Regions from separate parts of the Homo sapiens genome. Here region 1 is linked to region 2. Evidence: read pairs that join two places in POLR2A ChIA-PET (ENCODE). Cell type or tissue: A673. All regions are shown on one strand. Links, peaks and the distances in the headings refer to the core of each region. The heading gives the core; the rest is flanking DNA. Region 1 overlaps LOC124906004 (a long non-coding RNA gene). Region 2 overlaps SOCS5 (suppressor of cytokine signaling 5).

Region 1 (5,379 bases), core at 121-5,120, 110 kb after region 2:
TCAGGTTGCTATCACAGAGTACCATCGACTGGGTGGTTTACACAACAAGCATTTATTTCTCACAGTTCTGGAGGGTAGAAGTTCAAGATCGGGGTGTTTCATGCATGGGCAGGTTCTGATGAGGGCCTCTTCCAGGTTGCAGACTGCCAACTTCTCTGTGTCCTCACACAGTGGAAAAAGAACTAGCTAGATCTCTGGCCTCCTTTTATAAGGGCACTAACCCCATTCACAAGGGCTCCACCTTCATGACTCAATCACCTCCCAAAGGCCCCACCTCCCAATACCATCACATTGGGGGTTAGGGTTTCAACATGAATTTTCAGGAACAGAAACACTCAGTTCATAATAGATAGTATCTACCCCATAGAGCTATTTTGAGTGTTAAATAAGATTCAATTTAAGTCCTTAGTTTAGTGTCTGGCATAAAATGCGTACTCTCCCTATGTTGGTTTTTATTACTACTATCTGAGTTCCTTTTTAAATCTGGAGTAACTGCTCATTACCACTTATGGAGCATCTCACAGAGCAACCTGGACACTCTACAGGTTGTCTCCACAGTGATCCTCACAATCACCAGGAAGATAACATCCCCATCCCCTGGGATGAGCAAACGCAGGCTGCGGGAGCTAGGAACCTGTCCAGGGTCTCACTGCTAGGTATCAGGAAAGTGGAAATTGCAACCCAGATCTGAGTCAAGAGCCCACCCTTTTTCACTATGCCAACTGCTTGCAAATTCATTTTATGTGAGTCATTTTTTTTGAGGAATTTGTGGGAATCAGGAATACTCTGAGGTGTGGGAAGGGGGCATCACCAAGTAGGACACAATGCCAGGATTCCAGAGGTCACCAGGCATCCTGGGCCTTCTCTAAGGAAACAAGCTGGGGTCTGCAGAACCCTCCCAACCTCCTGCATCTGTGACGTATGTTGTCTGCTACCTGATTCTCCATCAAGATTTGGGGGAACCTGTTAAAGGAGAATAGCCTTCAAAGTCACCACGTGGAAGCAAGCCAGGCCCATTAGGGCAGGGAGTGCTGCTGTGGCCTTCTGCAGGAAAAAATGTCTCTCTGTACCTTCTCACTGTCTTCCTGGGCCAATTCAGATATCCACTGGGTCACTGCACTAGTGGGTGGGGTCACCGTGCCTGTTTAAAAACCCCAGTGCACATGGGCGTGGCCCCTTTCCTGCTCTGCCAGGGCAGTGCTGAGCCTGGGGCTGGCTCCCCAGCCCTCATCCACTTTGCAGAGTGCAGGGAGGAAAAGCCCAGGGGCTGCTCTCCCTTACAGCAGGTGCTTCTCTGTTGATGTTCCTCCCCCACCTGTTTCCAAGTAGCCCGAGACATGTCTTTCTCGCACCTTCTTCTTCCCCTGCTGCAAGCCCACTCCCGTTCAGACAGCGTGAACCTGAGTCTTTTTCCTGGCAGGCCACCTGGGCCACGAAGGCCCACACATCGAGGCACCTGCTGCTTCTTAGTGCTGGCCTTTGCTCACCTAAGACTCAGGTGTGGCCATAGGAGAAAGAGGTTCTTTGGCGCAAGGCTATGGGGCCTGACAAGCTGAGGAGAAAGGTGGCCACAGCATTGCTTCCTAGGTTGGCGCAGGGGGTCAAAGCCCCAGCTGGCAACAAGGTATCCTATTACTTTGCTTTACGTTTTTTGTAATGGATTGAGGGGTTAGGAAAGATTTGAGTACTTCTGGGTCGTCTGATGGAATATGCATCTAAAGCCATCTCCATATCACCATGACACCTGGAGTGGACAGTGGCAGCTACTGAAAAAAGAAAAGAAATTTTAAAAGAAAAGAAAGAAAGAAAGAAACAGGAGGGTGAGTGGTGTCCTTGAGCCTTTGGAGATGAAAAGGTTGTGTCTTTGGCCCTTGGGAGTGTGCAGTTGAAAGACCCACTTCCCTGGCATGTGGCCACTGACCCTAAAAGCATTTAATTTTGTAAGGGTGACAAGTCCAAGAAAGATAAGAAGCTGGAGGTTGGAGGGCAGATTATGGGGAGGAGGAGCACAGAGCAGGAGAGACAGCTATGTCTTGTGCCCCATGGAGCTAGCAAAGCACCTAGACTCAGATCCAATCCTTTCATGTTCTGTAGACAAGTCTAGTGATCCCAGGGTGGCAGGGAAGGGCTAGAAGCAGCTCCTGACAAACCACCCATGTGTCCCATAGCAGACCAGAGCCTGGTTTCAGGCCTTCGGTCTTTAGGGTGAGGATGTGATAGCCAAGGCCAAAGTCCAGCTGGCCGGGGGGAATGTGGGCCGGGTCCTCGGGAGGGAGGTTGTGGCTGGGGCTGCAAATTTGAGAGCACACATTGAACATACAGTAATGGGTGACTCTGTGTGGGGATGGAGTGGGGCTGAATGGGATCTGAGGAGAGAGAGGTGGGGAGGGCTGACCTCTGGGAACACCGCGTTCTCAGGAAACAGCAGTTCCTGTTGTAAAACCTGGCTCCTCGCCTGTGACAAACTTCCTGATTCTGAACTGTACAATGGCTCTCAGTGCTGGCACCTTCTTGGGAGGAGCAGGAAGTGGGGGTGGCGGGGGGACCTCACCTTAGTGAAGACCTACTGTGTGCTGTCGTTGTGCCTCATGACATTTACCGACTCCTTCGGAAGCAGGTGCTGCTGTTCCCACTGTGCAGATGTGTGAGGCTGATTCCTACCTCGTAGCTCCTCAGACTCAGGGCTACACCTTGGAGGGGTCAGCTTTTTTTTTTTTTTTTGAGACGGAGTTTGGCTCTTGTCGCCCAGGCTGGAGTGCAATGGAGCGATCTTGGCTTACTGCAACCTCCGCCTCCTGGGTTCCAGAGATTCTCCTGCCTCAGCCTCCCAAGTAGCTGGAATTACAGGTGTCCGCCACCATGCCCAGCTAATTTTTGTATTTTTAGTAGAGATGGAGTTTCGCCATGTTGGCCAGGCTGGTCTCGAATTCCTGACCTCAGGTGATCCACCTGCGCTGGCCTCCCGAAGTGCTGGGATTACACGTGTGAGCCACTGCTCCTGGCCCAGCTTGCTTTCTGAGGCAGCCTAAGCCCCAAGCTGGGATTGCAGGGACCTACATTCTTGTTCCGGTTGAGTCACTAACTACCTAGGTGTGCTAGGGCAGGGCCTGTCACTTCTTTGGGACTCAGATTCCTTGCCTGTAAAGAAGGTTGGCCCTCAGAGCCCCCTTGCAATTTTAAGGTTCTAGAATTCCACTTTTGGGACCAGCTGGTGCCCCATGAACAGCTTGTTGTGGTTCCTACATTAGTTTAGATTGGGGTGTCCTACAAGTCCCTGTGGTGAGAAAGGGCAGTCTTCCTCCCGCAGCGAGTCAGAGCCTACCTTGGCAGAGGCGTCGGCCTTCCTAATGGGCTGAATCTCCCTCTGCCTCTGAATTATGTTCAACTCGACAAATACTGACTGGGCCGATCAGCATGCCTGGCTCTGTGCTGAGTGTCACTGAACTCGAGGAACTTCCCTCCAGGAATTCTGAGTCTAGTAGAATAGACAGGCAATGAAACCTTACTGAGAGAAGCGCAGGGCTGGGCATGATGGCTCATGCCTGTAATCCCAGCACTTTGAGATGCTGAGGCGGGAGGATTGCTCGAGGCCAGGAGTTCGAGAGAGAAGGGCAAGAGACAAGGTCCATGAAGGGAAAAATTCACTCCATCAGGGAGGTCAGGGATGGTTTCATAGAGGAGATGGTTCCTAGGTTGGATTTTGAAGAATGAATAAGAGTTCGACAGATTGACAAGGCACGTAAACTTCTCTAGGCAGAGGAAATAGAATGTGCAAAGGCACGTCGTTACGAAACAGCATAGTACAGAGGAAAACTGCAAGGGTCTGAACTGAAATGAAGACAAGAGGAGCACCAGGAATGAGGCGGAGCGGCACGTGGGAGCAAAGCACACAGGTGTCCCTGACCACACGCCTCCTTCCTAGCGCTCTCCTGATGGGATAGTTAGTGGTCCCTCAGCCCACCCAACCCGACCTAAAACAGCTTCCAGGTTCCAAACAGCATCTCTCCTTCTGTCTTGGAGGCCCAGAGTTCTGTTTCCCATAATAAGAAGCAGGAAACTGAGGACCTGGGAGAGATGAAGGGACCCACCCCAGGATCTGCCAGTGCAGCCCCTTGGCTCATCTGTCCTGTGGCTCATCTTCACCTATCTTCCCTTTAGACCCATGGCTCTCAACAGGGGGCACCTTTGACAAAGTCTTGAGAGGATTTTGGTTTTCATGATGGGGTGCTACTGGCATCTAATGGGTAGAAGCTGGGGATTCTGCTTCCTGAAATGCACAGGACAGCCCTCAAAACAAAGAAGCCTCCAGCCCAAAATGTCACCAGTGCCAAGGTTGAGAAGCCCTGCTGTAGACAGGGGTGTCAGGGGTGTCAGGGGTGGTCCTGCCCACAGAGGCCAGAAGGAGCCCAGATGCCTGAGCAGGGCTCCCCGGAAGGCTCTCTACTGATGAGAGTAATTCTGATAATAGCAATAGTTATAGTCCATGTGCCCATGTCACCAATGAGGCTTAGAGAGGCTGTGAACTACCCAAGGTCCCTCACAGGCAGGAGCAGGGCCAGACCTGAACCCCCCGTTTCTGGCCTCCTAGGCCAAGCTCCCTGTGTGCCTCCTGGACAGTGTCCCTGCAGACTCCTGAGTCCTCACTGAAGGTCAGAGCCTGCCCGAGTTTGAGGAGGTCCTTCTCTCCCCCTTCCAGCGTCCCCAACTCCAGGCAGCCCATGGGCTAGGGGATTTTCTTCTTCTTTGGAACTTAGCACATGTTCTGAGTCTCTGACACTGTGGCCCAGCAAGGCGTCTGCCAGGAGCAGCTCCGAAGCCCACCCTCTTCCAGCCTCACTCAGGGCATGTGGCGACTTGTTCTGTCTCCAGGACATTGTTTGTGCCCCACTGTGGCTCCAATTTTATTTGTTTATAGACCAGATGAGGCCTGCATTTGCTGTCGTTTTAACCCTCACCCTCAGCTCTCCCAATTCACTCATCTGCTGTCTGGAGAGTCCCCCTCCCTTCTTCCCTCCTACTCTTTCCTTGCCCCTACTCCATGCCTGTGCCCATATCTTGCCCCTCCCTCTGCACCCTGAAGCCCTGCTCAGCTGACCTGCCTGCCTCAGACCCCCAGGGCCCCTTTGCCTGGCTGGCCTCCCCCAACTCCTAAGCCCAGGACTCCAGGGCACTGATCCCAGAGCCCCAGCAGCGCCCAGCCCCGAGTTTGGCAGTATCTTCTGAGTGAAGGACTTGCTGGCTGTAACGGAAACCCTCCAGCAGATCAGTCCATGTCCAGTTGGAGCACAGGCCCACAAGCTGGGCTGTCTGGGTTGGAATCCAGCTGCTCCCCTTCCTGCCCTGGGACCTGGGGCAAATTCCTTCACCTCTCTGTGCCCA
Region 2 (5,379 bases), core at 63-5,062:
TTTAAGTATCACTGACCATAAATAAGGTTATATTGGCATGCAGCTATGCTTATTTACTTGCATGTTGCCTATGGCTGCATTCAGGCTACAGTGGCAGAGTTCAGTAGTTGCCATAGAGACTGTACGGCCCACAAAACCTAAAACATTTACTGCCTGGCCTTTTGGAGAAAATGTTTGCTGAACCCTGTACCACATTAGAGAAACCTATTTAGTTCAGTGTTTTGTTCTTTTTTTTTTTTTTCGGCGAGTATTACCACCTGAGCTCTACCTCCTGTCTAGTCAGCGGCAGCATTAGATGCTCATAGGATTCAGCCCTGTTGTGAACTGCGCACAGGGGATCTAGGTTGCGTGTTCCTTATGAGACTCTTAACTAATGCCTGATGATATAAGGTGGAACAGTTTCATCCTAAAACCTTCCATGAAACCAGTCCCTGGTGCCAAAAAGGTTGGGGACTGCTGTTTTAGAAGTCTCTGAGTGCCTCTTCTAATTCTCTACCCTTCCCCATAATAGGCAACCATTATCCTAACTTTGCTGACATCCCCTTGCTTTTGTATCTTTATTATATATGTATGTATACCTAAACAATATATTTGGGGGTTTGCTTGTTTAAAAGGTAAATTGTTTCATAATGGATATATTCATCTCTTATAATTTCTTTCTCTAAGCATTATGTTTTGAGTGTTACATTTTATATTGATACAAGTAGCTATAGTTGATCATTTCTGCTATATAGTGCTCCACTGTATGAATGTATACTAATGGACTAATTATCATTTACTTACATATCTCCATGACAGCCACAACAGCAACATTTTAAAAATTCAATTTGTTGACTGTCTTCAAACCCCTACCTGACAAAACTGTTTTATTTCGTGTTTTCTCTCTGAAACAGCATCTCTATTCATGCATTTGCCTAAGCAAGACTCCTAGTGTCATTTTCAATACCACTCTCTCCTCATTTCCCATTTTCAATTGATCTTCAATCCTATAGATTTGACATCTGAACATCTCATAGCCATCTCTCCTATCACCATCCTAGTCAGGTGCTTGCTTGGACTCCTGCAGTAGTCTTCAGTGCCATATCAGCATCCACCCTTGCTCTCTTATCATGGATTATGAGGCTTACCTCTCCAACTTCATCTTGACACACTTCCCTTCACTCACTGGGTTGTGTTAACTTCAGCCATTGTTCATGTCATGCTCATTTCTGCTTCAGGACTTTTGCAAATGCTGTTCCCTCTGCCTATAGTACATTGTCCTGATTCATTTCTTCTTATCCTTCAGGATAAAATTTTGAAACATCACCTCCTCAGAAAAGTCTTCCTTGCTCCCCAACCCCGAAACTAGGTCACGTTTCCCTGTTATCTTTAGGACTTTGTTACTTGCTACTCAATCCTGGTACTACTACAAATTTTAATTATGATTGTTAAGGAAGGCTTATCTGATTCAGTCAGAACCAGTTGTCTGTAAAGTCTAATAAAGCAATACATCATAGAAGGGATACATACCTTAAGTAGTTTATTCTAATTTTAAGAATATAACTATGTTCATTTGCCAGTCTTTTGATTAAGAAGCTGTTATCAGAAAGGGGTTCGATCCAGACCCCAAGAGAGGGTTCTTGGACCTTGCGCAACAAAGAATTCAGGGTGAGTCAATACAGAAAAGAGAAAGCAAGTTTATTAAGAAAGCACAGGAATAAAATAATGGTTACTCCATAGGCAGAGCAGCAGCATGGACTGCTTGACTGAGTATACTTATGGTATTTCTTGATTATATGCTAAACAAGGGGTGGGTTATTCATGAGTTTTCCGGGAAAGGGGTGGGCAATTCCTGGAACTGAAGGTTCCTCCCCTTTTCAGACCATGTAAGGTAACTTCCTGACATTGCTGTGGCATTTATAAGCTGTCATGGTGCTGGTGGGAGTGTCTTTTAACATCCTAATGCATTATAATTAATGTATAATGAGCAGTGAGGACGACCAGAGGTCACTTCGGTTGTCATCTGGTTTTGGTGGGTTTTAACTGGCTTCTTTAACACAATCTGTGTTTTATCAAGGGTCTTTGTGACCTGTATCTTGTGCCAACCTCCTGTCTCATCCTGTGACTTAGAATGCCTAACCCCCTAGGAATGCAGCCCAGTAGGTCTCAGCCTTATTTTTCCCAGCCCCTATTCAAGATGGGGTTGCTCTGGTTCAAACACCTCTGAAAGAGCCAAGGCCTTTTCTTTCAGAGTAGGTCTACTAGTTATAGATCCATATTGTCTGTATTGGGGAAGCCATGCCCATAATGTATCATGTAAGATTCCAGTTTGGGTTTTTTAAGTAGAACAAGAATTTAGGCTCTTCAGATGAATTCTTAGCTTAAAATCCTTATAGATCTTTACAATATTTTTTCCATTTCTTTGAACTATTTTCTTGGCCTCTACCTAATTCAGCAGCAGAAGTATTTCACTTTTATTGAGTATTTCAGAGTCATTCAACTTTATAAAACTCCCCACTCTTCCATACTTCATTAGGTTAGTTGACATTTAATTAAATCACATAGTTACACTAATATAAATGGCATGAACAGGTTTGGAACCTAACATAACTAAAAGTGTAACTCACTGCTGGGAACTGGAAGTGTCTGGGTATACTAGATTAGAGGACTGCACCTCTTTTTGAGTGTACATGGTCTACTGTATTAATATATCATGTACACTGTAATAGTGTAACTCTAAGGTTGAATTATATGTTTATTTTTTACCCACAAAATAGCAATTTTATATGGTTCAACCTAATATTAAATAACAGTATAAAGGATAAATGGCCATCCAATTAGATAATAATAGATCCTGTCACAATATGACGTGTAAATAACAATTAAAAATAAATCATTTTTAAAAGGCCAGAGGATTCTTAGATTATTTTAAGAAGCTGTAGTTATGACAGCCACACATTCCTGAAATTCTGGGTCAGTTTTACTGTCAAACGTATTATCTTTTTCTAAAAATTATTGAAATGCCACCAAAATATCAATCAAAACTTGTCTCCTAAACTGCCTCTTGTGCCTGAATTTGATACAGAAATACTTTTAATCAGTCTACCTGTCCCAATTTTTGTTACTGTAACTGAAGGACTTTCTATTGGAAAGGTGTTACAGCTGAGAAGTCTAGATAGACTGAAGAAGAGGAAGGATTTGAGTTGTCACATTCTTCGTCTTTATGGCATTCAGCATTAAGAATATAACTGTTATGTTATAACTGTATATTTTAACAATATAACATAATTAGGTAAGTATAATAGTTCTCTCTCAATGTATTCTTAAAACATGTTAAACTTAATTTATTTCTCATAAAGCATGGGTTAAGTCCCATTGAAATAAACTCCTGGGAATTATTTCAATTATTTTGTTTTGTGTAAATTTTGTAATAGATACTAGTTGGCATTAAGAAGGACCATTGACTGTACTATTTCATTTTTATATATGTAAACTTATGTAGTGATAGAATTTGACCTAATTTTCCATAATTCTAATTTGTAGCTTATCCAGTTAAATATAATTTTTCAACAAAAGCTATTTAACTTCCAAAAGCATTATAAAATCAGTTTTAAATTATTATTCCTTCGAGGAAAGAATAACTTTTTAGAAATTTGCTTTGGATAGTTTTAAGAACAGCTAAGCATGTGTAGAAATGTAAGAGATTGTAATGGATGATAAACTTTTATTCTAGAATCAATGCAATTGAAATTTAACGCTTTTTTTAGCCCTGTATAATTTCATATAAAACCATAAAGTAGTAGAGTTGTAATTTAGATCTCAAAGGGTTTCAGCTCTATCTTAAAAACATTTCTAAAAATTTAACAAAACAAACAAAAGAACTTCGAATCTGACATTGTTAATACCAAGATAGTTGAAATGCCTTCCTGATTGTTATGTCGACTAGTCTGTGAATTACTGTCCGTATTTTTTCCTTCCTAATATTAAAGCTGCCCACATCACATTTCACATGTCAAGAAAAATCAACTATCTTTCTCCATGGAGTAAGATGCAGTCTGATAACATGCTCCAGAATAAGAATAGAGAAATAACTAAATTTCATGCTCTGTGAAACTGAACCAGGGGGTTCAGTGTTAGAAACTGCATTTTGTGCCCTGGCAAGTACAAATGTTTTCTGCATATCACACTAATTCATACAACTTATAAAGAACTATATAAGGAGATGAGTGGTTTTAGGTTAGGTCACTTTTTAAAAGTTATTTTTTGGGTATAATTTGCATGTCAGAGAAGTATCTTTAGATAGCTACAAAATTTATAAACACGGAGAAGAGAGTTAAATTCTTGGACTTCTTGAATATGGCTCTTCTAGTGTCTAGAGTGATGTGGTTTATCTTAAATAGGTGGATTAGGGTCAGTAAACTTTTTCTGAAAGGGGCTAGATAGAAAATATTTTAGGCTTTGCAGACTACATGTGGTCTCTGTCAGATGTTCTTCGTGTGTGTATGTTTAAATGTAAAAATTTTTCTGAGCTGGGATCCCTTCAAAAAACAGGCCACAGGCCAGATTTGGCCTTCAGGCTTTGGTTTGCTGGCCCTTGCTCTACATCAGTAATGTTCAATACAAATATAACCTGAATCACATATGTTACTTTTAAATTTTCTAGTAGCCACATGGTGGGTGGTGCTGTTTTTTGTTAAGAGTCTTGTAGTGACATTTGACCTTGAAACTACAAATATATGAATTAGGTAAAAATAAAAACTAATTTTAAAATAAATGAGAAGAAACTAGGCTAGAAAGGGGCTAGGATATTGGAAGAGAACATCTACAAAGATAATGGAGTCACCAAGAATACGGCAGGAATTCGACTGTATTAACAGGACTATGGGCAAGGAACGGAAATCTTAATTTAAGAAGAAGAATAAATGATAACAAGGCACGTGAAGTTCAAATGGCGTAAACCTCATAAAAAATGCTTACGAGAGAGATTTTTGCAAGACAGAGGAGGCCGTGTTCTAAAATAGACTTTACTGAGATTTAACAGTTCTGTCTAATACATTTTATTCTAATATATACCAACTACTGTACAAACTTCCTATGTGCCTGACAGTGTGCTTTTAATAAAGAATTAAATCATCTGAAAGTACATTTTATAATATCATGGACATTAATTTTCTGTGTTGTGTTTCCATTAGTCCAAGAGCCTTTTCTGTGAGAAACTAATGGGAAGACCTATAATTCATTCTAAGAAAGTTTATTCTCTGTTATTCTCTTATTCCTAGTTAACTTCTTGAAAATATAAGCGTTTATGACAAAAATAATTAGTTGAAGTTATGGCAAGATCAGCTAAAGTTTTCTGCTATCATAATGTGACAAAACCAATTGAATTTTAAGTTTAGGTTT

Evidence for each region. Peaks named below come from ENCODE experiments on the same cell type or tissue, not always from the same donor. Only the 100,000 strongest peaks of a DNase experiment are listed, where the experiment ranks them.
Region 1: POLR2A ChIA-PET joins it to region 2 with 7 read pairs; 4 of 35 experiments call an interaction of 5 or more read pairs at or near these places.

The regions. Positions count from the first base shown.
Region 1 is chr2:46,864,633-46,870,011 of GRCh38, forward strand. The region is part of intron 1 of LOC124906004 (a long non-coding RNA gene); the gene reads left to right. Among named protein-coding and RNA genes, the nearest start is that of MCFD2-AS1, 32 kb to the right of the region's middle. In A673, for the core only: no CTCF peak of the experiment used is centred there; no DNase peak of the experiment used is centred there.
Region 2 is chr2:46,751,942-46,757,320 of GRCh38, forward strand. All of the region lies in intron 1 of SOCS5 (suppressor of cytokine signaling 5), which reads left to right. Among named protein-coding and RNA genes, the nearest start is that of SOCS5, 55 kb to the left of the region's middle. In A673, for the core only: no CTCF peak of the experiment used is centred there; no DNase peak of the experiment used is centred there; H3K27ac peaks cover 574 bases.